Regions from separate parts of the Homo sapiens genome. Here region 2 is linked to region 1. The links are chromatin loops, found by intact Hi-C in ENCODE. Cell type or tissue: GM12878. All regions are shown on one strand. Links, peaks and the distances in the headings refer to the core of each region. The heading gives the core; the rest is flanking DNA.

Evidence for each region. Hi-C counts contacts between places; a loop is a spot of excess contacts. Peaks named below come from ENCODE experiments on the same cell type or tissue, not always from the same donor. Only the 100,000 strongest peaks of a DNase experiment are listed, where the experiment ranks them.
Region 2: it touches region 1 in a loop (3.0-fold over the local background); 1 of 110 quality-filtered maps calls a loop at or near these places.

Annotation. Positions count from the first base shown.
Region 1 is chr16:72,656,778-72,659,602 of GRCh38, reverse strand. The region is part of intron 1 of LINC01572 (long intergenic non-protein coding RNA 1572); the gene reads left to right. Among named protein-coding and RNA genes, the nearest start is that of LINC01572, 6.8 kb to the left of the region's middle. RefSeq lists an enhancer at 1,781-1,840. In GM12878, for the core only: a CTCF peak has its summit at 1,544; a DNase peak (open chromatin) is centred at 1,642; H3K4me3 peaks cover 224 bases; H3K27ac peaks cover 1,348 bases.
Region 2 is chr16:72,589,093-72,591,917 of GRCh38, reverse strand. The region is part of intron 1 of LINC01572 (long intergenic non-protein coding RNA 1572); the gene reads left to right. Among named protein-coding and RNA genes, the nearest start is that of LINC01572, 74 kb to the left of the region's middle. RefSeq lists an enhancer at 1,325-1,384. In GM12878, for the core only: no CTCF peak of the experiment used is centred there; a DNase peak (open chromatin) is centred at 1,217; H3K27ac peaks cover 1,365 bases.

The DNA.
Region 1 (2,825 bases), core at 201-2,700:
TGTGGTCCCAGCTACTCTGGAGGCTGAGATGGGAGGATGGTTTGAGCCTAGGAGGTTGATGCTGCAATGAGCTATGATTGCGCCACTGCACTCCAGCCTGGGCGACAGAGTAAGACTCTTTATCTGTTCTGCCATAGTAACAGAAGAAAAGAAAAAAAACAAGTAGAACCAAGGGCAGACAAGAACCAACTGAAGAAAGGATGTTAGGGGAGGCCTGATTTGCATACATGAAGTCATAATCATGTAACTTCTTTTAAAGTAGTTGTGGTTTCCTTTGGGTATATTACACCAAGCAAAAATGTAAAGTATGATGACCTGGAAGCAATTTCACTAATGCATATTTTGCAAAGTGTTATTACTCTCAGAAGTCAAATCAATGCCTTCTAGGAGATTTTTGAACGATATAAAATAGTCTCAGAGGGAGGAAACAGTAAGGATGTGGAGTGTGAGGAAAAACCTTAAGGAGATCATTCTTACATGGCATGGGAGCTCTGTTTTAAGGTAATCACCTAGTCAGGAAATCCCCCAAGAAACAGATTACACAGCTGAAACAAGGAGGTACTTGAATGATTTCTAGTTCATAAAAAATGTTATTGATATCAGACCCCATTCTAGTATCAAGGAATTATGAAGCTTTGATCCATGTCCTCAAGGAGGACAGAAATTTATTCTAACTATACCATCAAGCCTGTTTCCCGGGAAGAGAAACTTCTGTACAGAGGGCTTTTTAGGAGCTGTGAGTTCGGGAGTCTAGGATCATTTAAAAAGCATTACCCAGAGATCTATGAGGGACAAAGGAAGCTCAAGGGATTTCCAAAAACCCAGACCTACAGAACATGGACAGGGATTATAAGAACTTTTAATAGCTTCTTAAATTTAAAGACATTCTCTCTGGTGGGTTGAATTGTGTCCCTCAAAAAGGTATATTCAAGTCCTAACCCCTAGTATTTGTGAATGTGACCCTAATTCAGTGACTGGTTTCTTTATAAGAGAAAGGAGGCCAGTCACAGTGGCTCACACCTGTAATCCCAGCACTTTGGGAAGTTGAGGCAGGAGGATTGCTTGAGCTGAAGAGTTTGAGATTAACCTGGGCAACATAGCGGGACATCATCATCTCTACTAAAAATAAATAACAACAACAAAAAAATAACCAGGTGTCCCAGCTACTCTGGAGGCTGAAGTGGGAGGGTAGCTTGAGCCCAGGAGTTTGAGGCTGCAATGAGTTGTGATTGTGCCACTGCACTCCAGCCTGGGCAAAAGAGTTACACTCTGTCAAAAAACAAAACAAAACAAAACAAAACAAACAACAACAACACCAAAAAAAAAAAAAAAAACCAGAAAAGAGAAGGGAGAGGGAAATTTGGATACAGAGACCTAGACATACACACACACAGGGAAAGAGGTCATGTGATGACAGAGGCAGAAGTTGTAGTTGTGCAGCTGCAAGCCAAGGAACAAAGAATCACCTGCAATTCTGCACCAGAAGCTAGGGAGAGGGTAGGAAGGATTCTTCCCCAGACACATCAGAGGGAGCCCCAGACACATCAGAGGGAGCACAGCTGTGCTGAAATCTATCTGCACCTTAATTTCAGATTTCTAGTCTCCAGAACCCTGAGAGTTAAGTTTCTGTTTCAAACCACCTATTTTGTTTCAATTTGTTACCACAACCCCAGGAAACATACCTTCTTCACTAGGCACTACCTAGTTCCCTGTAGCAATTAGTAATAAAACACTTAAAATGAAAATGACTGCTAGGCTTGCTTGGTGGGGCATAAAGAACAAAATACAACATTGGGGGATGTGTGTCCCTATTCTGTAGTCAGTACTCAAGAAATAGAAGTACCAAGAGTAGTTGGTGACAGCTTTGGGGAAGAAAGGAATAAGACTTGTTTTTATTTATTTATTTTTTTAAGGTATACAACATGATTTTTAAAAATCATTTGTTATTGAAGTAAAATACACATATATAATTTACCATCTTTACCATTTTTAAGTGTACAGCCCAGGGGTAATATATATGTTTATATTTTCTTTTTCCTCTTCATTTGCCCCTCCCTCCTTCCCTTCCTGGCCTCTGGTAACCAGCAATGTATTCACTATTTTCATGAGATTCACTTTTTAAGCTCCCACATATGAGTGAGAACATGAGATACTTGTCTTTTGGTGTTTTGCTTATTTCACTTAACATAATGGCCTCCAGTTTCATCTATGTTGCTGCAAATGACAGGATTTCATTCCTTTTGATGGCTGAATAATATTCCATTGTGTATATATATCACATTTTCTTTATCCATTCATCCATTGATGGACAGTTAGGTTGATTCCATACCTTGTCTATTGTGAATAGTGCTGCAGTAAACATGGAACTGCATATCTCTCTGATATATTGATTTCCTTTCTTTTGGATGTATACCCAGTAACGGAATTGCTAAATCATATGGTAATTCTATTTTAAGTTTTTTGGCAACCTCCATACTGTTTTCCATAGCAGCTATGCTAATTTACTTTCCTACCAACAGTGTGTGAGGGTTCCCCTTTCTCTACATCCTTGCCAGCATCCGTTATTGTCTGCCTACCTGTTTCTCTGGTAGAGTAGAGCCAGCATATGGCAGACATACCCTATAGGAGTTTCCTTTGTTACTATGTGTGATCCTCAAGGTACGACTTACCCATTCCTCAGAGTGGCTCATGCCAAGCATTTGACCTTACTCTCAAAAACAGTTACCATTGCTAAGACATACTCTCAAAAGTAATGATCATTGCTGGGAAAAGATAATAAATAGGAATAATAGCAACAGCTAACACTTATTGGAACTTACTGTTAC
Region 2 (2,825 bases), core at 250-2,749, 68 kb after region 1:
TTTTTTAAATGCTAAGTAATGATGGTATTTATAAAAAGTTGCTTACTTTATTCCACATTTGGTTTTAAGTTTTTTTGTTTCGTTTTGTTTCTAAGAGTCAGTCTCTCTATGTCGCCCAGCCTGGTGTCCTCCCACCTAAGCCTCTCAAGTAGCTGGAACTACAGGCCTGCACCACCGCACCTGACTGAAAACACTGATTTTTTTTCACTTTTCTCTCCAAACTTGTTTTTCCATTTTTCTTCCAGCCTCTTATAGTTCATTTTCATATATTAGTTTTTATTACTTTGTAAAGGCAGTCGATTTCTTTTTGTTCTAATTTATATTTTTTCAGAAATTAGATTTTAATCTTGATATTTTTTAGTTTTGTTTAATGCCTACCTATTATAAATTAGAGATTTCTATGCCTTACTTGTCAATGGGAAATGTTATACCACTATTAAGATTAAAAAGCATAGTAATGAATATTTTTACAGATGTATTTGTTGTTCCTCCAGACCAATATCTAAGCTTCAATGCAAAGCTCAGTTTGATTTTAGAAATATTTCACATGTTCTCATACTTCCTTATCCAAACATTCTGAAGAGTTTCTATGCTTTTCATGTCCTCTGCCTCTCAACTGTACTTTTATGACATTAATGTCCTTAGAGTTGTAGTGTTGGACTAGTTTTCCAGAATCTCATGGTCTTTTTAAAACTTATTTTGATTCCATACTGTTAGCTTTAGATTTTTCCCAAGTTCACTAAATGGGATCCTTCAGGGAGGTGAAATTGTAGTTCATGGGAAAATCATGAGACATCATTCAGTCTGTGCTTAAGTATGCAACATGGTCCGGCATTTCGGTGAGGACAAATGAAATATCTCTTAGCTTCAAGGTAAAAAGTCGACCATTCTCTTGATATTCCAGTAAATACCAAGCTACAAACAACCAGACACCACAAGGAAATGTAGACATTGTACTACACTATGAGAAAAGTTCAAAGATGGGCTATTGTCTTTAATTTACATGAAGATTTATGTGACAGAAATGTATCTGGAGGAGATGGACATCCTCCAAAGAATGTGTCTTCTACCTAAGAATACTGTTTGCCATTGACAGTAAATAGCAACTTTGACCTAGTTGTGTGTGGCCTAACATGAAACAGAGAGTTAGTAATTATCTGTAAATCTGGATTGTCATCTGGATCATTTGTGGTATCAGTCTATTTTTTATTCTCCTACCACTGGGGCATGACCCTTGTGCAGGTGACAGGATTTGCATTTTTGTTAACTTGTGACTTCTAAGAAATCCCCTTTTTTACAAAGGGAAAATTTAAGGTCTCCCATATTGTCTTATATGCTGAATACTGCTCCTTGAGTTTAGATTGCCAATTTTGGCCTAATGGTTTTATCTTCCAGAGATCTCAAAAGCAAATAATTCTGCTGCCATTTTTCTTAAATGCCTTTCAAATATTTGGTTGGAAACAGAAGACTTCTCTCTTACTCATCTGGGTAAAACTCATTTACTGTTTTTCCTTTTAAACTGTTAGCTCAAGTGACCTTACACACAAGTCCCAGCTGTGCATTAGCATTGCTTGGGGATGTGTTTGTATCTTTTGTCTAAAAATACCCAGCCGGCAGGATTCATGATCCATGAAAGCTAATTGAAACAATTTCTCTTCAAGTTTTGGCAAGCGAAGCATGCATTATAAGCATTAATATCTATAAATTGAATTGTTAATGAATCTGGACACTAATAATGAATGCAATTTTGCAGGCTTAACTAGAAACACTAAAATTATCAGGATCTGCAGCAGAAATTTCAATCATTTTGCCTATTAAATAGCAAAGCTATGCTTTTAATAAGCTAATCATTTTTATTTGACCCCATAGGAATAGCTCAGTTGATTAGAAACAGGTTTCCTAGCGCAAAACAATGTTGTTTTTCTCTTACTGTTTTAACCACCAAAGCACTGAAATTTTAAGATGGATATTTCATCTCATACTCTGTGTCTTTTAATCACATTTGTACTTGTACTCAGTGTTTCCAGAGATATTTACTTATTCCATTTCTCCTCTATTAGGCTGTATCTCTCATTCATATATATGTATATAGAGATGGATAGATACTGAAGTTTTTAGAATAATGTCACAATCATTTTTAAAACGGTCTCAATAGGACGGGTACAGTGGCTCACGCCTGTGATCCCCGTACTTTGGGAAGCCAAGGCCAGCGGATCACCTGAGGTCAGGAGTTCAAGACCAGCCTGGCCAACACGATGAAACACCGTCTCTACTAAAAATACAAAATATTAGCCAGGCGTGGTGGCACATACCTGTAATCCCAGCTACTTGGGAGGTTGAGACATGAGAATTGCTTGAACCCGGGAGGCAGATGTTGCAGTGAGCCGAGATTGCACCACTGCACTCCAGCCTGGGCGACAGAGCGAGACTCTGTCTCAAAAAAATAAAAAAGTAAAAAATAAATGGTCTTATTTCACACGTAACATTTTAAAAATTACATTATCAAGGTAATACAGTTTTGAGCTTTATGGTTGCCTTTCTGCGACTTAGGAAAGGATATATATTTCCATTTGAGTATCATCTCCTAAAACTTCCGCATAACACTAGTTTATAGAGCAGCAAAATCCCAACATTAAACAACAATGGAGTGTTTTCTCCCTAGTGCTTGAGTGACTTCGAGATCCTAAGCCATGTACTTAGAGGCACACTTAGTGCATAGTAGCTGTGCACCAAATAGTTGCCAAGTTGCCTGAGAGAGTTAATGCACCTTTCTGTGTCCTTTCACTTACTACCTGGGAATGACTTAAACACTAGGGAGAGTGAAA